Regions from separate parts of the Mus musculus genome. Here regions 2 and 3 are each linked to region 1. The links are chromatin loops, found by intact Hi-C in ENCODE. Cell type or tissue: left cerebral cortex. All regions are shown on one strand.

Region 1 (8,000 bases):
AGAATCAGCTTTCTATCGCTTCCTGACCTGTGCCTGTTGCCTGCATCAGTTCTTTCCCATCACCCAAATTCCACCCCCCCCATTCCCCACGCTCATATCTTACTGCACTTACATACATGTGCACACAGAAGGGAGGCTACATGTTTTTGTTTTTCTGAGAGTGTATGACCTTGCTTAATAGACATTCTAAGCTTTTCCATTTTCCTGAACATGTTGTGATTTCATTTTTTAGAGATGAATAGTATCCCATTGTATATTTTCACTCTCCATTTATGCATTCTTTCATATATATTATTTATTTTCCCCATGCTATTTATTAAGTATGTATTTTATTATCCATCAGTTTTCCTGTCTGCTGATGGACAACTAAACTAATTCCATTTCCTTGCTGTAGTGAATACAGTGACAATAAGCATGATTGGTAAACTTGTGTGATATTCATGTGCTTTTCCTAAAACACAACGGCAGCTTTTGTTTGAAGACTTTGGTCTTCCTAGTATGAAAGTTTTCTTCCATTAGATCTTTCATTGTTTCTCTTTTGCTCTAAGACCTTGCAGGGTTGATATTCAATGTCAGCCTGGGCAGATTCAGAGCCACCTAAGGTGCATGCTTCTTAGCATCCTGAGACGTTGAATTGAGGAGGGTGGTCCCGTGGAAACATGGCTGGGTCCAGTCCATAAACTGTGCCCCTGAACTGAATAAAAAGGAGGAAGCCAGCTAAGCAACAGGCTATCAGCACTGGTCACTGCTTCCTGACTGCAGACCAGCTGCCTTCCCTGCCACATGAACTGAATTCCTGTATTCCCTTCCTCCCTCCTTCCCTCCCTCCCTTCCTCCTTCCTTCCCTCCCTCCTCCTTCCTTCCTTCCTTCCTTAAGTTGCTTTTGTCAAGTATTGTCATAGTTACAGAAAAAAAATCACCAACACTCGCCCTGGCAGCTGCTCTTTGCTACTTTGTGGCTTCCTCTTTTTCTTACCCTTTATCCCTATGAGTGCTCCTCCCTTTGTTACTTTGTGACTTCTTTTTCCCATCCTTTATCTCCGCCCATCCCCCCTTTATGCTCTATCACTATATAGGAGAGAGAGAGAGAGAGAGAGAGAGAGAGAGAGAGAATGAATCACTAAATAATTTCCTTCTTTTTTCTTCTTTGAGCACAACTAACAAATCACAACCAACGCCCCTGAATGACCAACAACCACCCACACCGCCTATGAGGCTCTAACATTTATACACCCCCTGAAAAGTTTCCAGAATTCCAGATGTCCCAAAGCCGCAGAAACTATCCGCAGCTGGCAACACCCCCACTATGCTACAGCACGAGGCAAATCATAGTCAGTTGCTGAAGACAGTCTGAAGCAGCCCCATATCCGCACACCTGAGGTTAAAATGAAACCACATTCTTATATGTCAGTGTTTTTAAGAAACCAAATTCCAGAATTCACACTTACACCGCCCCCTTGGGAGCCCCTAGTTCCAGAATGAGTCTCTGTTGTTCCTCTCTGCTGCTCTTCTCACTCTGGCATCCCAATCTCCACCCTCACTGATGTCCAGGAGACGTTACCTCCCAGAGATCTCAGGTTATCTTGCACACAGCTGTCAGTGCTCTGTAACTAAGGTTTGCTTCTGGCTGCCTCTAATGTGTCTTTAACTCTCAGATTCAGTAATTTAATTCATCTCCTGCCGTCATTTTCTCAGCTCTGCTGGGGTCCTTTGAATTTCAGTTTCTTTCACTGTATCATTTCCAGCATTTTAGAGTTCTGGTTTGCTTTCATCTGTGAAGCACAGAACTGATGTGACAGTTTCCTTTTACTTCCGGTAGCAAATCTGTTCGTTGATGAAGCCCTTCCTCTGCTCATGTTCACTGTCTGTTTTTACGGCTCATGGCTTCCGAATCCTCCCTGACCTGGGACGCCCTGGCATCCATGAACTTTCCGTGGGTCTCCATGGTTTTAGCTGCCTCTGCTGAACTTTCACTTGAGTCTAAGACAAAACTCAAAGCCAGGGACAGAGAGCTGAGGGCCAAGGAGTCACATGGTGCTGAACTGTCTCAGCTACTCATGGTTTCTCCTTGTAGGTGGGAAACAGCTGCTCCAGATGTTCAGGGTCACTCTTGGCCTCTGCCCTTGCTCTTTTGCCTGTGGTGTCTGGCATGACACCGTGGAGAAACTAGATTTGGACAGCTCTGCTTGCTTGTTATTGGACAGCATAGCCAAACCATTGCTGAAGGCAGGTGGGCCATGTGATGAGAAGGGGGCTCCTCCAAGTGGGTCCGTACCCCCTGCCGCAGCCCAGCGTCTTTCTTCCTGAGCAGCACCCTGCTGTGGCCCAGCCTGTCCTCTGGTGCCTAGCTGCACATGGTAGGCTATGTGGTCAGTGACTGCCCCCAGCCCCAGTACACTCTCCCTCCCCACAGCACAGTGCCCCCTGCTCAGGAAGCAGGGCTGTGAGTCAGCCTTCAATCTGGTTTCCTTGGCATCGTACCTCTCTGAAATTCCTCAAAATTGCTGGCATGTTGATGCTTCTCGCTCCTCTTTTTCCAACACTGAAGCAGATTCTCCTATTTTTGTAACTACCTTGCAGGGTCCTTTCTGTCACTTGCAGAAGGGGGTAGCTTAGGTGGGAGGTGGACATCTGTGCTCAGCTATCCTGTCTTCCATCGTTAAAACGGCCTCTCGCTTTGCACAGTGGTGTTCAGGCAGATGAGACGTCTTAGGCGACTCCTGTTCCGTGGCCCTCTTTTAATGTCTTGCCCTATGCTGGCCCTCATCACATCATCTGGCTTTATAATTTAGCCTTTTGTTTTGTTTTGTTTTGTTGTTGTTTTTCTGGGCATGTCCCCTCTCCCTCTCAAATCCCAAGTTAGCATCCCCTCTGAGGAGTGATTCTTCCGCCAAACATGGCTGCCAGGCTCTGGCAACCTGATCCATATCCAGGCCTCCAGTGATATTGATGGAGCTTCCCACATCCTCCCTGCCCTGCCAAGGTCACGACCTTCGTGTGGAAACAGCAGAAGCTGCTCCCGGCCTCCTGGTCCCCATGTGTCCCTCTCAGCAGCAGTGTGTTTCACTGGAGAGCCGTTTCGGATCCTTCTGGCATATCCTGGCCTTGCTTGTGAATCAGCAGTAAGGCAGCAGGCGGTGGAGGGGTGGGGTGCAGAGGCGCCCCAGGTTGGCTTGGCGGCCTGCCCCAGAACCCAGCATATCACACAATTTGCTGTGCCCAGCCTGTGAACAGCTGCCTCTGGCCCTCTCTGGGGAGTTACCAAGCTGCCACAGCTGCTCCTTCCCGGGAGTAGTGAAAAGATCTCTCCCACCAGAGGCTTCTGCGCATCCCTTTGGGGTTTCACAGGGTGCAGGTTAGCTTGTTCCTGCAGAGAGACCACACCTCTTGGGTTTAGGTCAATGGCATTACTGTGGCTTGCCCTGCAGTAACTGAACCCGAAGTTATCTGTCTTATCCTCTCTTTGATCATATCCCTGATAGTGACCACTGCCCCTCACACCTGGCGCGAATGATCTTACTTTTAAATTTACAACCCACCTGGGGTAAGCCGTGGAGGTACCTTTTTTTTTTTTTAAAGAAGAATTCTCTTGTTCACCTGGAGTGGCCAGGACAGAGGGCTACAACAAGTAGAACCATGGGACTCCAGGTCTGTGTGGTTCCCTCTCCCTCACAGCCTGCAGTGAGCACAGAACCACGGGCTCTAGGGCAGGCTCTGCCAGCCATGACTGGCATCTGCGAGTCCAGCTCCTGGTCTAGAAAAAGTGATTAGCACACAGCCGCACTCACTGCTTCTTGTGTTGCCTACGGCTTCTCTTGTAATACAACAGCAGAACTTAGTTGGGACAGAGCCCAGAAGGCCTGTGAAAACTAAATATTTATGCTCTGGCCCCTTGCAGAGGAACCTGGCTTTCTCTTGCTATTGTGGACCATAGGAAGAAATCAGACTAAAGTTAGGTCCTGAGTTCAGTGTTTTCTAGCTGTGTGATCTTGGGTGGCTGTCTTGACCTCTCTGTGTCTTATTATACTTACCCACACATTGCTTATAACTATGCCTTTAAGTCTACACCAGTGGCCTGAAGTAATGTCCTGGCATGAGTGAGGGACTAGAGGGATGGGGGCACTAAAGGCACTGGTCCTAAACACCCTCAGGTCCTAAAGCTGCCCATATTTCTAGGACATCTTATGGCTGCTTGCCACCTGGGCTTCCCCTGTGGCACGCCTGTGCAGTTCATCAGTCTGCAGGGAGAGTTCATTAGGTTGAGTCTGTGACCGGGAACCCCACCGCCATTTCCTTTTCCATCTATCCTAGGTGGTCTGCCTTCTCCACTCTCTCTTCTGCCTCCCTCTGGACTGCTCTGGAGTTTCTACTTAGGCCCTCCTCTAATCACCCGGACAAAGGTGACATAGACTCCTCTCTAGACTCCCCTTTGGACACCAGGCACTCAGTGACACATCACAGGCAGCAGGTGTCCTCATTCAACCATGCGGATGGCTCACTGATGCAGGCTATAGTTCTGAGACCTTCCAGGGAGGTGCGAGGCCTCCAGACCCTCTGTACACAGCCCAAGGTGGATGGGTGGGTGAATAAGCCACAATATATGGTCCTGCCTTTCAGATCTGCATCCCAAATGGAAAATTCCACTTGGGCCTTGCAGAATAGATATGACTCCCAGTTTCTAGTGAAGTTGTACTGTCCAAACTGCTGAGCTCAGCACATTCCAGGCCCTGCAGCCTGCTCAGCACTCGGGGCGGTGTCCACCCAAGACGCACACTCAGCACCTGCACAGGATGAGGCCGGCTCCAGGCTCTAGGCCAGGGCATAGACAGGTTGTCATTCCTAACCTTGAAGGAGCTGAGACAGCTCAGCTTCTCTATCCAGGAGTAGTGGGGAGCTGCGTATGAGGGGACTTCCTGGTTACAGAACCAAGTAGCCAAGCAGCAAGGAGGGCACCCGAGGGCCAGAGCTGAGCCTGGAGGCCCCAGAGGACGTCATGGGAAGGAGCTGTTTACATGGGGCTCTCGTGGCCTGCGCCCATATGATGTAAAAGAACTGTATGGTTCATGACAAGATGCGAGCCTAGGCATCAGGCTATCCTTAGGAGACCTGTACCTGCAAAGGGAGAGTTCTACAGTGTAGGGCCCTGAAGGAGACGTGGCATGTTGGGAGGAATCAGAAGAAAGCAAACTTCACACAAGTATTTTGGGCAAGGCTTGGGGAATCAATTGGGCTAATGAGACCCCCAAGGACGAGCAATGGTGGGAGTCAGAACCACCACCAGGTGCTCTTGAGGGCAACTGGAGGAGCCAAGCTGGACAGGGCTGGGATCCAAACAAGGAAAGAGGAGCCAAGCAGAAAGATCCTTAACTTTTAACTCTTCCTCTTCCTTGCCCTCAGACTCCTGCTGGGGCCTCTCTTAGGCCTTCTGGTGCCTGATGGGCTCCTGTTACCCTCCGACCCCTGCTGAGACCTCTCATTAGCCCTCCAGTGCCTGCTGAGACCTACCATTGGCCTTTTTACATCTGCTGATATCCTGGCCCTCTGATACCTTCTGGGGTCCTTTTGGCCCTCTGCTTCCTGCTGGGCTCCTATTGGCTTTCTGAATCCTGTTGGCCTCCTATTGGTCCTTAGACCCCTGCTGGCTCCTATTGGCTCTCTGACTCCTGCTGGGCCACCCATTAGCCCTTACACTCCCGGCTTCCATTGTTTTTTTGATGCCACTTGAGACCCCCCATCAGCCTAACCTAACTGGGAGTCTCAGAACAAGTCAGATCAAGAGGTGCCACTCATTAAAGTCAAATTCCAGAGAGGGCAGGGCAGGACAAGCTGGAGGGTGTGAGTGGGGACAAGTGTTGGATTTCAGCAAGATACAGCCCGGTAAGGGTCCTGGACATAGGGGCTTCCATGTTCTTTTCTGCAAATCAAGCCACGCAGGCTAAACCAGTCACTGGGTGTGCTGCCTTGGAGAAAGGATATGAGATCCTATGAGGCCGACCATTTTAGTCTTAGGTGAATCATAGCAGAGAGGGGAATGGGAGCCTTCCTATAGAAGGTTCTAGATATGATGTCCATGGCAGTGCCTAGGAAGGGTGGAGATTAAACTGGAAAGTCAGACTGGGACACCCTAAAAGGGTAACTGCAGATTTGTAAGAATGGGAGGAGGGCACTCAAACTTAAGGAACTATCTTATAGAGAAGAGGGCAGGACCTTGGCAGAGTTTAAAGGGGGAGAGGAAGCTGCCACCGGAGGAACTGGGACATCAGAGGGGTAGACGCCACAGGAGGAGCTGAGGGTCTCCACAGGAAGTAACTGCACTGCTCCCACGCGACTGTCCAGAGTTCTCCCTCTCGGCCTTCAGTCCCCAGCACTCAAGTATGAATGGGCTTGATGCCCCCCGGGTGTCCCTCCCATAACTCACTCACTCCTCATAGGCTTCCTGTGGGCCTTGACACACAGGATGTATCCACGCAGAGGATGTGATCTGAGGGACCCGAGGGCTTGTGTGGAAAGGAACGTGGGCCCACCCTGCCAGGGTCAGCTGTTTACAACCCAGCTCCAAGCCCAAGACCCCACCAAGCAACTCTGGAGTCCAACACGCTTTGGCCCATTCTCCCATCTGTGTTCTTGTTCTTCATAATAGAGAACAGACAGACAGGGACAGACAGACAGACCTGGGACAGGCAGGGGTGTCGTGACGGAGAGAAAAAGCAGGTTCCTTTCAGGCAGCCCAGATCGGGGTGTGAGTGATGCACGACACAGCTGCATCTGCTCTCTCACGAGGCTGCACACAGAGAATCTAACGCGCACGTCTACGTGGAGTGCTATCCTCTGGCTATCACATGACCATCGTCCTCTTGAACTCTCAGCATGTGTGATTAACCACAGGACACCTACACAAAAGTGGGCCCCATCTCTGTCTCACTGTGTGGGAGGTGGGGATGTGGGACGCATGGAGATGCATAAGCGGTCAGTGGCTGCGAGACTGAGACGTCTGCTTCAGAGGAACTTGTGTGCTGCTCTGGTTCCCATAAACTCTGATTAAAAGTCATTGTAGGGCTGGAGAGATGGCTTAGTGGGTAAGTGATTGACACCCCTTAGAGTCCCAGCACTGGGGTATGGAGACAGGAGAATCTCAGGCCAGCCACTCTAGTCAGTTGATATACCCTAGTTCAATAAAAGACTAAGAAAACGAAGTGGAGAGTGACTGGGGAAGGTGTCTGATGTCATATGAATACACACAAAGACATACATGAACACACACATACACACACACACACACACACACACACACACACACACACACACACACCTCTAAATGAACAAGATTCTTGACCCACCAGGCTCCGTTCCAGTGGGACAGTTCTTTGGTCTTTGTTGCTGTCCTCTCTGGGGTAAGCAGACATGTGTTCATTATCCAGAAAAAGTCCACAGTGTGCATTAGGGCTCTCTAGAAGAATAAACCCAATAGAATGAGCTTAATACACAGGGGTTATTAGATTGGCCTACACCGCGCATGGTGGGTAGTCGAGCAATGGTTGTCTTGTGTACTGGAGAGGCTGAGAACTTGTTAGATGCTCAGTCCACAGACTGGATGCCTCGGCAATCACAATGCAGGCCTGGAGGTCGCTGCAGAGCTGCTGTCCTCAGACTGCATAGGAAGGCTAAAGAAGCTGAGTCTGGATGTCTTTGGAGGATGGTGGCAGCAACAGCAGCAGCGGCGGCAACAGTAAAGCAGATGCACAGGTCAGCATGGAGCAAAGGCACACAGATGAAGCAGCACCACTTTTCCTTTGGTCCTCTTTACACCTGGGCCCCTTGGGAAAGGCTCTGCCCACCTCGGAGAGGGTCTTTCCATCTCAACGAATCCTTCAAGGAAACAAACCCACACAGATCCCATCAAGTTCACAGCCAAGGTGAACCACCACATCCTGCATCTTCACTTATACTTGTCCCTACATTTTTTCATGCAGGCTCAACTCCAGCTACACAGTATAAAGCAC
Region 2 (8,000 bases), 58 kb before region 1:
TGGGGAAGAAGCAGACGGTGTCCTAAGAGGAGAGCGAGAGCAATCAGGTAAGATAAGTCAGACCTTCAGAGCATGAAACCTGGGAGAGGGACCAGGAAGAGAAGCTTGGATGGCAGTACTGTCAGCAAAAGTCTCATACCGACCAGCAAGGCTCAAACGCTGTTCACAGGAGACCCCTGCACCAGTCAGACATGTGGGGTCCTTGTTCTATTACACTGCCTACTCCATGGTGGGGACTCCCGGGAAGAGAGCAGTCTCATCCACAAAATTAAGGAGGACTCTGAAGCCACCAAGCCTGGAGGCTGTCAGTGTGTGACTGCATGCCCTTCCATCCACTGCTCTTCCTATGACCCCATCCCAGGAGCTTGGGGTGGGGTGGGGGGTCCCTTCTTCTCAGTGCTTGGACTCTTCCTCACCCATCCCTTGGCTAACCCCAGCATGGTATACATCATGCCTTTGCTCACACTCCATGACCTAAACTCACCCTCAATATGCCAGGGAGATATGCCTGGAGACTGTGCTCTCCCTATGTGCCAGGATGGAGAGAGTAAAAACACAGATACTATGAGGCATGGGCTCAGGAATGCCACCCCTCGCTCCCGGCCACGCCTTAAGCAGATGACTGGCCTCTCTGACCCTCAGTTTCCTCATCTATAAGAATGGTTTTACTAATTGTCTTAGTCAGGGTTTGTATTCCTGCACAAAACATCATGACCAAGAAGCAAGTTGGGGAAAAAAGGGTTTATTCAGCTTACACTTCCACATTGCTGTTCATCACCAAGGAAGTCAGGACAGGAACTCACACAGGGTAGGAACTTGGAGGCAGGAGCTGATGAAGAAGCCATGGAGGGGTGCTGCTTACGGGATTGCTTCCCCTGGCTTGCTCAGCTTGCTGGCTTATAGAACTCAGGACTACCAGCCCAGGGATGGCACAACCTTACAATGGTTCCTCCCACTCTTGATCACTAATTGAGAAAATGCCTTAGAGCTGGATCTCATGGAGGCATTTCTTCAAGGGAGGGTCCTTTCTCTATGATAACTCCAGCTTGTGTCAAGTTGACACACAAATACAGTACAATAATAGGATCTGTAGGCTGGGTGTGAGGTTTAAGTGAGACCATATATAAAGCATTTAGATTAGCCTGCCACAAATAATGCTATGCAAAGGCTACCCATGATATGATTTATTATTGTTCTTCATTTCAAATGTAACACACAGGTAACCCTTTCCTGAGAGTCTGTTCCACTCAAGGGTGTGTGAGCTCACTCTTTCCTAGCCAACTCCTGGTCTCTAGTGGATGACCAGAAAGTGTATGAAGGAGTTAGTTGAAATGGCAAGTTGATACAGCTATGCTCAGCTGCCCAGAGTGCTGGCCTAACTTTAACATCACTTAGCAATGACGGTGATGAAGTCCTGCTCTTGGGTTCAGAACACCAACTGAGAAAGCCATGAAGGAGACAGAAGTGGCTGCGAAAGCACCCTGGCTATAGGAAACACCCCAGTCTTTCCACCTTTCCTGGGGCTGACTTAACTCAGTTCATAGAGCGCCTGCCTAGCATACATAGGGGTTTCGGTTAGGTCTCCGGAAAGACATAAACCAGGCATGGTGGTGCTCGTAACCCTAGTGCTGAGGAGGCAGGAGCAGGAGGGTCAGGAACGCAGGCTTATCCTTAGCTGTATATAGTTCAAAGCCAACCCCATAGGTTAAGTAAGACCCTATCTCAAAGGTGGCCACAAAGACTTTCGGTCTGTATAAAAGTAATAGGTGCTTTAAAACATAATGCAAGCAAAACAAAAAACAAAATGACAAGAAAAAAGTTAAGAAAAAGTCACCCCAAACCCTGCTATATTCAGCACCACATGATGGTTGTTCTCGACCCCTCTCTGTGCCTGTATTGTAAGTGGAAAGAAGGACATAAAGATTCGGTGTTGCTGCTTCTTCATTTGCGGGTCCAAGAAGAAGGCTGTAAAGTAGAAGGAACTGGTTGGTGTTGAGCGATTTTGCCTACACTACTGAAAAGATTTGTTTCTGGCTTTGCTCTTGGAGAGAGGCACAGAGAGGATTCTGGAAAGCAATGAGGTTAGACTCCCCGCTTTTCAACTCCAGTTTTCAGTTTTTGAAGGTATTGATTATAAAGTCCTCCTATAGCAGAGGAGGAAATTAACCGACATCCAATTCCATTCCCTTCTCTGCCTTCTCAAGTTTGCATTTCCATGGTGTCTTCCTTTCCTGTTACGTGGGTCTAGCTCTCAGCCCTCACTGCCACTGCCTATCACAGCCCCCGTCCCTCGGGTTTACGTTTTTTTCACCTATCTTTTGATTGGCTGGACTTTGTCAAGTAGTTTCTCTCTCCCCTGCCACCAAGAAAGGTGTAGTCTTTACTGACTGCGAGTCCAGTGTGACTCGGTGCCAGGCGTCGGTCTGAGCAGCCTGAGCAGAAGTCAGATGCAGGGTGGGTGATGTTTCATTCGATTTGGCAATGTGGCTGAGAGGGCTTAGAGCAAATCAATAAGAGAAAGACAAACAACCCAATAAAAATCCAGGCAAAGTCACCAGTGTGAAAGAGGAAGCCCAGACAGCCCATAAACACGTGAAAGGATGGCTTAACTTCTCTGGTGATCGGGACCACAGGAATCGAAAAGAGACGGCGGGTACCCACAAGACTGGCAAAATTGGAAGTTGACGTGGGTGTAGCTGTGAGGTGTCTCAACTACTGCTGCAAGGAGTGTTGGTGTCTCACTGAGAGAGTGGGGCATGCCCTATGAGTCAACAGTTTCATTTCCAGGTTTGTGCCATGGAGAACCCTGCCCGTGTGCCAGGAGCTGTGCGTAGAAAGTCGAGCTATCTTGCTTGGAACAGCCAAAGCCCTGGGAACAACCGGAGTGCCACAGTTAGCTTCAGCTGTGAACTTCACACAACCCAGAGTCACCTGGGAAGAGGAAACCTCAACCGAAGAATCTTCTAAATCCGATGGCCTGGAGCCAAGTCCGATGAGGCATTCTCTTAATTGCTAATTGATGGAAGAGTGCCAAGCCCTCTGTGGGCGGTACTATCCCTAGGCAGATTGGATAAGCAACCCAGTACGCTATATTCTCCATGGCCTTTTTTCAAGCTCCTGTCTTGGTTTCTCTGGATACTGATTGTAACCTGTTAGCGAAAATAAATCCTTTCCTCCCCAAATCGCATTTGGTCAGTTTTTCATCACCACAACAGAGAGACAAACTAGAACACTGCAGAGGAATTAGCAGAGAGGGTGGTATATTCAGAAGACCTTGGCCTGCCATACTGCTACAAAATGCAAAGACCCGAACTGTGTTCACTACCAGACAATGCGAAACATAATGGTGAGCCAGAAGACCCTGTTTCAGGAGTGCACAGAGCGATCCCAGTTACACGGCTAAACCTAAGGATGCAGAGTCGAGAGGAAAAGCATGGACTCAAAACTATAAAACAGGGATTGGTACACGGGAGAGTCGGGTCTGTCCTGGGTGTCCCAGGGTTTGAACTCAGGTTGTCAGGCTTTGCACACCAAGCCCCTGCTCAGCCATGTTGCTAGCCCAGGAATTTTTTTATTGAAAACGAAATTCTTCTGAAATCACATTGCCTAGGACTGAATCCTTCGAATTTATGTGACCTTGAGTAAATGATTTAACCTTTGGGCGCCTCGGCTTCCCTAACATGTAAAATGGAAATGAAAACCCGAGCTGACGTTAGTAATGCTGTAAGGCGGCACTTACCATTCTCAGTACTGAGTCTAGCACACGCGGGGTGATGGCAGCTGGTGTCCTTTTGCTCTTTGCTTTGGCCTTGGTTCAGAGTTTTAGGCAGGGTCTTGTTCTGTAGCTCAAATGTGGAGTGCTGGAATGGGAGGCCTGAGCTGTCATACCCGCAGCTAGTCCTGTTTTCTGTCAGGCAGATGGAGGTATTTGGGAGATCACTGTAGGCTCCACAGCTCCCAAACACTTGTGCTCAGAAGCCTGCCCAGGGACTTCTGACAGACAGAAGCATCCGTATAGGGTGATTAGAGGAGCCAAGGGTGATTTAGCCCGAAGGCATCTCCGAGTAACGCAGGCTGAGCTGAGGTATCTGGGGGGCTCTCCTGAGGTGGAGGACCATGCTTGTTCAATGAGGCTACAGAGCTGGGGTGAACAAAATGTGGCTCCTGGGCCATATCCAGCTGTTGCAGCTTTTAAAAATAAAGTCTGATTGGCTTGCAGCCCCCACTCCTTCATGCATTATCTGTAGCTGTTCATACTACGGTGGCTGAGATGAGTCGCTGCTCAGCCCACTGAAGACTAAGACGCTCACCATCTGGTCCTTTATGGGACTTTGGGACAGACAATGCAAAAGAAGCGGTGGTTTCAGGCCAGCTTAAGAACTTTGTCAGAAGCAGAGCTGAGATCCTGGCGCTGGAGGGACATTGGCAGATACCACACCGGCTGCTCGTGGTGGGAGAGATGAAGAGGGCTCTGAAGCCTGAAAGCAGGTTGGACACAGTTGCTTTTAATGTCTCCTTCCAGTCTAGTATTCTGTGGGGAATAATTCCCAGTTTTCAATGGGTCATTATTAACTCTGACATTTTCTTGGCATTTTTACTTTAAAAACATTTTCACTCTCAGCTTCATTTTCTTTGAAATTCTCAAGTCAGAGAAGTATTTTAATTCTTTAAAAGTGAGATTTAAATGAAAATGGAACTCATTCTGGAGTCTTACTTTTTTCATTAACAAAAAAAAAAAAAGGATTTTCATGGCCATTGGATCTATTCCCATTTATAAGTGCTGGATTTTAAGAGCCCATGTGTGCCAGTGATTTCTCTGTGACAGGTTCTCACAGGGTAGGAGAAACAGTCGGTGACAAAACAGTGTGTTGGAATGTGCAGGTGGTGATCGTTGGCGGGCCTGTGGCCGCCCTTCTAGCTGTGCATGGCAGTGTGAGTTAGGAGGAGGTGGTAGGATGACTTCCTGTGTGCCAGGCGGCCGGTGACCATGCCAACACTCAGCATGTCCTCTTGAGGTGAGCGGAGGACAGCCTAGTGAAGGACCTGCAGGGAGAGCCCCCCTTCTAGGGCTCTGAGGGCAACTTATCAAAAGTCAAATGGCTAAAAGAGACACCTTGTCGTATAACTTCTCCGAATGACTGTTTGGTCCAGTGGACAGCTCGCTGACAGCTGTCAGACAGAGGCCATGCGTAGGATATCAAACAGCTTCCAGTATTTTCCTGGTTTCAGCAGGGGCAGCCCCCCCCCCCCACCATGAGGGGGTGATACTCAAGTGCTTCGGGAATCATCTCTAAGCGCAGCCTTTAGGAAGGGAGGAAATGTGAAACACGAGCATGAAATTTACTTCCGCCTGAGCTGGAAGGACACATCTGTGAAGTGTGTCTGGGGAAGTGGCCACAAGCCCCGCCCCCTCAGGAATCACTTGGAGAAATCTCCCACGTGTCAGCGAACTGGCCATCAAGCAAATTGTTACTCAGCAGGTGACCTGTTGAGGAGCTGCTCTGGTAGGCACTCAGCAGGCTTGTCCAGGACACAGTCCTGAGGCCGCACGGGAAAGCTACTCTCTGTCAAGGACCTCTGGGGCCCTCTTTCCTAGGCTTTTAGTGCGTGACTTTGTGGAGGCCCAGTGACATATGTAACACGGGCTCGGATGCTGGTTCAGGGTGCAGGGGGAGTCCAGAGCTTATTCCACTCCAGGACAGCTCTGTGGGGTATGGAACAAATGTGGGGAGATGCTGGCTACAGGGAAAACAGGGAGCCCACTGTTGCTTCTGGATCAGTCCAGCTCTGCTGGGCCCAGCCCCCTGCTGGGGTGAGTTTGAAGCCCCAAGATAGTCCAGCTGTGGTCCGCTGGAAAGTCCACCTTTTGGGGATAACAAATGTTATCTAAGACGATTCAGAATGAGAAATTAGAATTAGGGGAGAGTGTTTAAGTAGGACAGACGAATAGCCAAGGTTGGTGGTACAAGCCTGTAACTCCAGCATGGGGGAGAATCCAGGTTGGTGCCAGCCTGGGACACATACAGAATTCCATGCGAGACTATGCTATCTAGTGAGGCTCTTACTCAAAAAGCAAGGAAGGGGGCCAACAAGATGGCTCAGTGCATAAAGGTGCTTGCCACCAAGCCGGAAGAGCTGAGTTCAATTTCCAGAACTCACATAAAGATGGAGACTAGAACTGATTCTACAAGTTGTCCTCTGACCTCTATGTATGTGCCATGACATGCTATGTCCCTCCACCTCAATGCTAATTTAAAAAAAAAATTGAAGACAAAAAACAACGGCTGGGAGGTTGCTCAGCCGGAAAAGTACCTGTTATGCAAGCCATAGGACCTGAGTTCAAATCTCCTACACCCACTTGGCATGGTGGCGTGTGTCTGTAATGATCGTGCTGGGAAGGAGAGCTGGGCAGAGACAAGTGGATCTCTGGAGCTCACTGGGCTGCCAGTCTAGATAACCGAAGAGTTCCAGGCTTAATCAGAGGCTCTATTAAAAAAAATGAGCATATCTTAATTACTTTCCTAGTTCTGATAAACATGATCAAAAGCAACTTGGGGAGGAAGGGGTTAATCTGGTTTAGGGATTACACTCTATCATCCATAGAAGCCAAAGCAGCAACTCAAGGCAAGAAGCTGGAGGCAGGAACTGAAGCAGCCCATGGAGGAATGACTGACTTGCCCCCAGGCTTACAGTCACCCACCTTCTTCACACAACTCAGGACCACCAACCCAACCCCCCCCCCATCAGTTAACAGTCTGAAAACACCCCTGCAGATGTGCCTGTGGGCAATTCCTCAATTGAACAGACAGACATCACACACACACACACACACACACACACACACACACACACACACACACAGGGAAAGGTCTGAGGGAGGAACAGATCCCTTTGGGTGCGGCTTAATAGTAGTCCCATTAGGGGAGGAAGAGGTCTTAGTCCCCAGTAGGTGAGTTCTCCTGCCTTAGGCCAAGGGCTCTGACACATTTGGAGGTCCTGGCTGGCAGCACTGTTTGAAGGAAATGGCCTGTCTTTCCAGAACACTTAGCTTTAACTTTCACTTGCCAAAATCACTAATTATAAGAAACCTCTAAACTGGGAATCCAAAAATGCCCCCCTTAATCGTGGCAAGTTGCAGGAGAGAGCCTCCCTTCTGGTCCTCGGCTTTCCCCCAGGGAGGTGGGGGTGGGGAGGGTGTAGATTACATCACCACTGCCTGTACCTGGATTCACAGAGGAAGAAGTGGACCAGGGGACAAAAGGATAAGCAGGGCACGGGAACTTTCATTTTGTCACATGAGCACATTAGAAACAAACCCTCCCCACTACCCATCATTTTATGGGAGAAAACTGCTCTGCACCGTATGTAGATCAGAAAGGATGCAGATGTATATTTGAGTCTGGTTCTTTCATTGGAGGAAAATGTATTCTGGCATTCTTGCTTTTCTCCTTCTACCTGAAAGCATTACTTTCTTGTTTTTGCCGCACCAGATCAGCAGGAACGTGGTGGTTTAAACCCTGCTTACCGGCTTCCTCACGGAGCTGTGGCAGAGCTGCAGGCACAGCGTAGCTTTGTGCCGCCTTGTGTGCCGGGCTTTCGGAGTCCTTGCTTTTATATACCTGTTTATTTTGGTTGTGCTAGGAGTTGGCCTCGGGGTCTTGCTCATGCTAAGAAAGCACTCTATGGCTCGACTAGGTCCTCAGATCTATAATTTTGTTTGGCTAGTTGGAGACAGGGCAAATTGCCCAAACAGGCTATAAATTTATGGTCTTGCTGCCTCTGCTTCCATAGTGGCTGTGACTCCAGGCTGGTGCCTAAACCAGGGCTGGCTCCCTGGAGAAGGCCTGCTTCTGTGCTAATTTGGTTTCCTGGCAGAATCCAGAGTCTTTAAAACAGATTTTAAAATTTTTTATGTATGTATGTATGTATGTATGTATGTATGTATGTATGAATGAATACCGCGCACATGCCTTGTATCTACGGAAGTCAGAACAGGGTGT
Region 3 (8,000 bases), 82 kb after region 1:
TGAGGCAAGCTCTTCAGATCCATTTGAGCGGACCCCACCAGGCACCGGATCAATCTAGAGAGGTGCATCTCCGGCTGCCCCCTCCTAGTGGGAGCGTGTCGTTTATTCATTCATCCTACCTTGGCGGGTAATTGAAACACACGTCAGCTCCCTGGCAGGCACAAAAGGTGTTATCATAGGCAAATGTAATTATTTTCCCATTTGTTGAGTCTTCTTTATTGGCTGAGCAAAGTAAGCATCCTAGCAAATATGCTTGTTCTTCGAACGATACCAACTAAATCCTTTTGTCATGTTCTAAGTTCTCAAATTATATCACCTGGAGCAGAGTGCTTTGTAAAATATGGATTACTTGATCGCAGGGTGCCTGCTGTCTTTATTACCCGGCTCTTTTTCATATGTTAAGTTTAGACATCAACTCTAGCAACTGCGGGTTTAGCATCGCCAAACTCACAGGTCAGCCCGAGCCAACATAAGCCAACATAAGTCAGGTTTGTGATCCTGCCCACATCAAGTCAGGCAGCAGGTGCGGGACCAGTAGGTTAATGCTTCCATTGCTGGGATCAACCCAGAGCCATGATAATGCATAGGTGCAAATAGCCAGCATCCTTCACTCTGGAAGAAATACCTCCAAAGAATGCTGATTTGTATCCCCGGAGGCCATACCCTCCTCGGCTGCCCACATAGACACCTACTGTCCATTCATGTCCCTGTACTGGCCCTGGTCCCTCCCTACCCCAAAGGCCATGCCCCCATCACTAGATCCTAGGACCTCCTGCACATAGCTTATGTGTATCTGCCCTTCTCTGGTGGGCCGTAAGCTCCGCACCCTGGATGGCAGGTGGAGGCAGGGGCAGCCTTGCCGCCCATCCTGGTCATGCCCAGTTCCAAGTCTACCTGTTCCCTGCTCCTCCCCCATCCACTCTGCCGTCTCCTGAGCCCTGTGTGGATGGAGATGAATATTGGAGGAGTAACTTCTTCTTCCCCTTTAAGGGAAAAAAAGATTCCCTGTGACTGCCTCTTCTAAACAGCACTGGGAATCTGTAGCGGGGAGGAAGCCGAGCAGAGCGTGCATGATTAGGCCTTGTTTGGCGCTCTCATAGAAAGCCCAGCATCTGCTCCAGGCAGCCTGCCTTCATTAGGCCTGTTTGTGAGGCTGACTGATAGTGGCTTCCTTGAGATATAAAGGACAGCCTCGGGGCTGGTGTCTGCACACCTGATCTGAAGGGACCGGGGTCTTGCAGGCTTTTAATGCCATAATTGTCATTCAGATTGTACCTCCCGAGGTGGAGGCTCCGCCTCTCCATGCATAGCCTCATCACCCCCACGGAACAGATGCTGAACCGGTTTCTCCCTTCATCTGCCTGCTGCTTTGCTGAGCCCTCCAGGGAAGCACAAGTTGAGTAAGATACAGTGCCTGGCCCTGGGGACTTCACAATCTCTCTGGCCAAATGTCAGAGCCATAACAGCGGGAAGACACTTCCCAGAACCTACTAGGGAACTTTTAGGACAGTTTGGCCCTGATTAGAGAGACTCCTGAGGCTGATTTTTAAATGTCCTTTCCTGTTTCCTGACACACTGCAGCGCCCTCCATGAGCCAGGGTCTGAAAGGCTGGCTCAGTGGACTCAAACACTGGCTTTTTAAGACTAGAGATGGAGTCCCCAGAACTTTAGCGCACTGTAGCAGGGCTATGGGTCAGCAGGCACAGAATGACACTGATGAAGGTGGGCTTGTTGGGACCAGGGTGTTGTTCCCAGCCTGAAGACCTGCTAGCCCTCGCCATCCACCATCCAGGGGGAATGCCCTCAAGTAAGGAGGCCCAGAAGACAGAATTACTTAGTAGACATTGTACTCCATAGAGTAGCAGACTCTGTGTTACAGAAGCCCTGACTCTCCAGGCCTCTGCTTGAATGCCTCCAGCGATGAGGAGCTCACCCCCCCTCATGTGAAAAGTATCAGTACTTGCCAGGCAGAGTAGCTTAATCACTCTGAAATTTCATTTTAGAGCTCTCTCTCTCTCTCTCTCTCTCATATATATATATATATATATATATATATATATATATATATATATACATATATATAGTGTTATGAAGGATAACCTTGCCCCTTGCTTTGAAAGTGACTGAGTATTCAGGGCATGATAGTGTCGAGTGTCTTGCTCAGTGACTGGCATAGAGAAGGGCCATGTCAGCTGGTGGTACCTTCTCCCCTAGCCATTCTCTACAATGACCGGAAGTGTGGCTGGCCTTGCCTCACACTCCTCATTTGACAGGATATTGATGCCACTGTCTCAAGGAAAGACCTTTTGGCTTGCTCATCCCCTATTCCCCTCACTTATCCCCTCACCCAATGAATGAGCCACATGCTCATTGCTCAGCAGGAATATTGGGTTTATGATTGAGCCACATGCTCATTGCTTAGCGGGAATGTTGTGTTTATGATTGAGCCACAAGCTCATTGCTTAGCGCGAATGTTGGGTTTCTATGTCCTCCCCAAGTGTGGGTTGGCATTTTGCGTGCGTATACCTTGGAGCTGCCTCTGCGGCACTGGATCGGATGGCTTTTTGGTTTTCCCTGCCTTGGTGGTTGCTGTTGTTTTACACTTAGCGTGCTACGTTTTGGACATGTCTCTTGCTTCATTGCTGGGAGATCATCTTGGCCAGAGTTTCTCCCTTCTGTCTCCATGGATACATCCATCCCACGGTTGCTCCCCAGTGACAGGCACAGCTTGTCTCAAACCCTGTCTCCTCATGAATAACAAGGCCCTTATACCCATGTCCTTGTGGGTTCCACTGGGGCCTCTGCAGGCTGTTGGGCTGGGAAGGGCGTGCACATTAAGCCTGTGGACCCTGCCACATTTCTCTTCCCAGGGACTGCATTGCTTCCACTCCCCCTAGTCAGGGATGCCGAGGTCCCTCCCTCCCACCTGTGGTATTCCCTGATATCTCTCTCCATCCCTCCTTCCCTCCCCATATACCCCCTACCCTTCTTCTCTTCCTCTCTCTCCCCCTTTTTCCCTCTCCTCTTCCTCGTCACCTGCAGTCTAAAAGAATAAACTAAGTCATGCTGTGGCTTGAGCCATTTGTTAACTGATAGTTCTGACCCTCTGGCCAGTTTGATTTTGAGGTCACCATTTCCCAGTTATGTGCAAGTCGCTAATGCTCTTACATATTGAACCTGTATGTACGTTTTGAAGCCTTACACTTCAAAGGTGTCTCCCAGTCTGCCTCTACTCTGTAAACTTTTAGTCCCATAGAGCAGAGCTTTTCAGTTCGGATATGCGTTAACTCCCCGCTGCCCCACGTAAGGGTTCTCTGATGTGTGTTTCTCAGGCTTTTGGACAGCTCGGTCTTGTTTTCTTTTGCATTGTTTTTGCTTCTGACACAATCTCCACAGCTCAGGCTCTTGGAAACTCACTCTGCAGCCTGGCCTTTAGCCCACATCAAACTTGTGGTCCTCCCGGCTCCACCTCCTAAATTCTGGGATTGCAGGGATTCAACACTCTAGCAGGCCAATAAGTTAACTTTAACACATAAGGTTGTTCCCTTCAAACCAGAGTCAAGGAAGGATGGGTATTTGGGGGATGAGACAGAGCCCATGTCACATACAGACCAGGGAGCCAGCAAGAGCAGAAGGCTGGCAATATCATTCCCAGATAAAACCTTGGCCCAACTGTCTCCTGGACATTCTTGGGCCCACAGCCAGGGAATATTTTCAGACTGGACATTTTTTCAGCGTACAAATTGTCACCATTGGATCTATTTTTCTCTAGGTACCCAAATGCAAAGTTTTTTGGGGGGGGGGGGGGAAATGTGCCTTTTAAAGAGAGAAAGGGAAAACTAGGATTATTCTGTGAAAATGGGACTCTGAGTTCCATAATATTTTTAGCCTCTGAGAACCAGAAATTGTCCACATTGAAAATCTGTTGTGGCCAGTGGAAATCCACTCCATCTCCATGTTAGGGTCAGCTTGGGAAGCTTGTAGAAATAACGAGCCCTCAGGACCCTCCTCTTAACCTCTGGGGTTCTAAGATGGATCAGCCGGTACCCAGGCATCTGAAATGTTCCAGTAGTCTCAGGTCTCTAAATCCCCACCAAGGCTGAGAACCAATAGAGCCACTCAAAGCAGCTGGAGAAAGAAAGGCCCAGAGAAGGGGAAAGTCACTCCAAGACCTGATCCACAGCAGAGCCTGGGGACAAGGCAGCAGCTGGTGACAGCTATTATGATGGCCTCTACTCCCTCGGGGACAGTCTTCCTTTCAGGCTGTATACAGATGCCCTGGTCCATGCGCTATAGTTTATAAGGCCCAGAGTGGATTCATAGAATTACCACATGATTTTAGAGTGGAGACACAGGTTTAAAACTTGGAAGCACTGGGCCAGCAAGATGGCTCAGGGGGTAAAATCACTCAGTGGCCATTACTGCACTGACAACCTGAATTTGGTCCCCAAAACCCATTGTGGAAGGAAAGAACCTACTCCTAACAACAACTGTACACACACACACACACACACACACACACACACACACACACACGAGAGAGAGAGAGAGAGAGAGAGAGAGAGAGAGAGAGAGAAGCAGAGACAGAAACAGAGACAGATGCATCTGTGCACTAATAATAACAGATAAAAGATTTTAAAAGAAGTGCTGGCTACACGTCAGGCTGTTAACCTGGTCAGGAAGGCCAGAAGAACAGAACGGAGCATGCGCCTTGTACATACCTGTAATCCCAGCTGCTAGACAGCCTGAACCAGGGGGGCCACAAATTCCAGGCCAGCCTGGGAAAGTTATAAGTTTGAAAGCCAGCCTTGTGATCTAGTGGGACTGTGTTAATACAATACAATACAATACAATACAATACAATACAATACAATACAATACAATACAATACAATACAATACAATACAAACTTGGTTGGGGAAGTAGAGGCAAGGGAGAGCTACCATGAAAAGTGGAGACATCCATTGAAGTAAGAGAGTACTCGGACTGTCTAAGGACAGAGCAAGAGGCCCACTCTCTTCTTCTCTATCATTTGCCGTTAGTTAAGTCACTAGAGAGACTCTCACGATATGTGCTGCTCACAGCAACTCTGAAAGCTCACAGTTGTGATTTTAAAATAAAAATTATTTATTTGTTTGTTTGTTTGTTTGTTTATTTTTAATTTATTTGCCATTCTGGAGATCAAATCCAGATCCTTTCACATGCTTAGCAAGGCTGTATCTACCACTACACTGTATCTTCAAACCTTGGAGCCCCTGCTGCTGCTGCTGCTGCTGCTGCTGCTGCTGGTGGGACAGGCTCTTATGTAGTAGAGGCCCCAAACTTGCAAGTCTCTCACCTCAGCATCCCTAGTTCTGAGACAGCAGGCACACACCATCACTTCAGAGTCTACTGTATGTTTTACACCTTTGTGACTCCAGCTCCCAACACAAAGTCTGGCCCACTGCAGGTGCCTGACAATATTAGTTGAGTGAATGAAGGCTGTGATGCAACCCAGGGACTTAGTGTAACATCTCTGTGAAATCAAAGGTGTCCCAAACTGCCTGTGTGAATGGTGTAGGAATAACTTTGACTTTGTACTGCCTATGGAAAAATATCGATGGTTTGGTCCCCTGAGCTGGCCTCAGTATGCAAATTAGTACTCAGGAAACAGAGGCAGATGATAGGCTGCTGTGCTCAGCTTGAGCAGGAGAAGTGCCCTGAAGCAAGAGCAGGGTGGCCCTGTCAGGTGCTCCTTGGCCACTGTCCCCACACGATTTTAAGCCCTTCCATTGTCTGCCTGAGGCCTCTCTCTCCTCCTTGGACAGGGGAGTTAGGTCATGGTTTCTGAGCACTAAATGCAGAAACTAGCTAGCTCCTGGAGCCTCTGAGTATTATCTCCTGGGAGAAATTATGGTGATTATGTTCTTTGTGGGAAGTTGAATATTATTTCAGTACCATGAGACAGTGCATAGAGCGGGGTGTGTGAGTCTGAGGGGCCGGCTGTGTGGCTCTGGGCACCATGGAGTCCCTGTGGCGCCACTTCCTGGATCCTGATGATTTGTTCCTATCGGCCTGCATATTTCATGTGCTGCCTCCCTGAGCTGAATAAATATGTCAGGACCTCCTCCTCCTCCTCCTCCTCCTCCTCCTCCTCCTCCTCCTCCTCCTCCTCGTCTTCCTCCTCCTCCTCCCCCTCCCCCTCCCCCTTCCCCTCCTCCTCCTCTTCTTCTTCCTCCTCCTTCTTCTCTTCTTCCTCCTCTTCTTCCTCCTTGTCCTCCTAGAGATAGGAGCTGATTGGGAAGCCTGTGAGGCTGGGGACTTCAAAATGTGAGAGCAGAGATGCTGGAGGCTCCCGACTGAGTGTGTTAATGTGACATCTAAGACCTGGGTAACCCAAGCAAGCAGCAGCCACCTGCATAGCGTGCCCTGCCCACACCCATGACTTCTATAGTCCCCTTTCCCTGAAGTCTAGGAAGCAGGCAGAAGTACAGCTTAAGAGACTCCCTAGTCTGCTTACAAGGGATGAGCAGGGCTGCTATACCTCTGCAAACTCAGTCCAGTCCGGAGCCCAGACTGTCTCCCCGGGGCCTACCTTGGGTTTCCTTATAAGCTCTGGACCCTTGGCTAGCTGGAGGCTCTGGGGACCTACAAGCACTTTGGTAGACCTTGGAGCAGTAAGACATGCTTCTCTGGTGGTGAGTCACAGAAGTAGCCACTCTACATGGAGCTATCACTCAGGGATCCCATCAAGGGATCCCTGTGGGCCATGAGAAAAGTCCAGGGTTGGAACTGAGCTCTGCTCCTAGTGCTGCTGGAGCCTTCGGCAAAGCAATGGTCAACTCCAGACTTGGTTTAATTGTCAGTGGAATAGCACTAAGAGCCCTTTACACACCCACACACTGACCTAGCCACTGTTGGTCATTTTCTTTTACTGTAGTAAAATACCTGGGGCCAGTAATTCCCCAATGAAAAGAGGCCTCCTTGGCACACCGTGCAGCAGGTGACCATTCCTTCAACTCACTCTCACAGGAAGAAACCACACCCTTTAGAATGTCCTTTCATTAGAAAGGGACACCAATGACCTAAATGCCTCCTACCACCTCAACGCTGCCACACAGGAACCGAGCTTCTAGTGCACAAACCTCTAGCGATAGACTCAAACTTGCGATAGACTCAAACTGTATCAAACCACAAGACCTGCCGCAGGACTCTGAAATACCTCTAGTACCTGCCTGCCTTCCCCCATCCTTGCAAGGCCTGCTCTGCCTGGTGGCTCCACTCTGTACACCCATATACCCAGCTACCTGCCCCTTTTGTGTGACCTCACCTCTGCTCACCTGCATCTGCCAGACATGAAATCCACAGCCCTAACTGAAGGGACTGCTTGAATGAGTCTCTCAGTGGCATGGGAGATCTCTGCCCAGCTCCATGGTCACATTGTCGCTTTCCCAGGATGCTCTGATGCGTCCACTGGTGGCATCTGGCATCTCTTCCCCAGTTCCCTTGCTCTCCACCTGTTGCTAGAGGTAGATGTTCCCCAATGCTTCATGGTGGGCTTTTCCTAGGGTCTCATATCTATCCGCCAGGATGAGACTCTCCTCGGCTTCCATGTAGATGGCCCTGTCTCACCTTTGACCTGGGCTTTAGACTTCATCTAGGTGATCCCAGCCTCAAGACATCTCTCCAGCATGTGACCCCCTCCCTGCACTCCATACTCATAAACCAGCAGCCTAAGGCCCTTGTCATCCATACCAGAATCCTGGGTGACTGTCTCATCCCCACACGCCTCCTATTCACTCCTATTTACCACCTAGTGCCCTGTGTTACTTGGGAAAAGGACATCTTCTTGCCGCCTTCCTAAGCCAGTCATCGCCATCTTTAGTCCTGACAACAGCAAAGACAGTGAACTAAAGCCAAGAAGCAGTGAGGGAGAGGAGAAAGGCATACAGAATTCACCAATGAAGCAGGAGACCACAGGCATACAGAGAAATAAGGGCTTGGTATGACACAACAGAGCA

Evidence for each region. A loop is a pair of places that touch in the nucleus more often than their neighbours do. Peaks named below come from ENCODE experiments on the same cell type or tissue, not always from the same donor. Only the 100,000 strongest peaks of a DNase experiment are listed, where the experiment ranks them.
Region 2: a loop joins it to region 1, with 1.9 times the contacts of the local background. A loop is called at or near these places in 2 of 42 quality-filtered maps.
Region 3: a loop joins it to region 1, with 2.0 times the contacts of the local background. A loop is called at or near these places in 2 of 42 quality-filtered maps.

What each region holds. Positions count from the first base shown.
Region 1 is chr4:46,822,783-46,830,782 of GRCm38, reverse strand. All of the region lies in intron 3 of Gabbr2 (gamma-aminobutyric acid (GABA) B receptor, 2), which reads left to right. Among named protein-coding and RNA genes, the nearest start is that of Gm32208, 23 kb to the left of the region's middle. In left cerebral cortex, a CTCF peak has its summit at 4,450; DNase peaks (open chromatin) are centred at 3,165, 3,742, 4,675, 6,846 and 2 more places; H3K27ac peaks cover 6,540 bases.
Region 2 is chr4:46,880,681-46,888,680 of GRCm38, reverse strand. All of the region lies in intron 1 of Gabbr2 (gamma-aminobutyric acid (GABA) B receptor, 2), which reads left to right. It overlaps Gm32135 (a long non-coding RNA gene), which reads right to left and starts at 6,330. Exons shown (of 3, transcript XR_881234.3): 1 at 3,740-6,330. In left cerebral cortex, no CTCF peak of the experiment used is centred here; DNase peaks (open chromatin) are centred at 2,749, 4,301, 4,915 and 7,178; H3K27ac peaks cover 3,095 bases.
Region 3 is chr4:46,740,429-46,748,428 of GRCm38, reverse strand. All of the region lies in intron 8 of Gabbr2 (gamma-aminobutyric acid (GABA) B receptor, 2), which reads left to right. Among named protein-coding and RNA genes, the nearest start is that of Tbc1d2, 94 kb to the right of the region's middle. In left cerebral cortex, no CTCF peak of the experiment used is centred here; DNase peaks (open chromatin) are centred at 1,118, 1,292, 2,671 and 3,652; H3K27ac peaks cover 3,488 bases.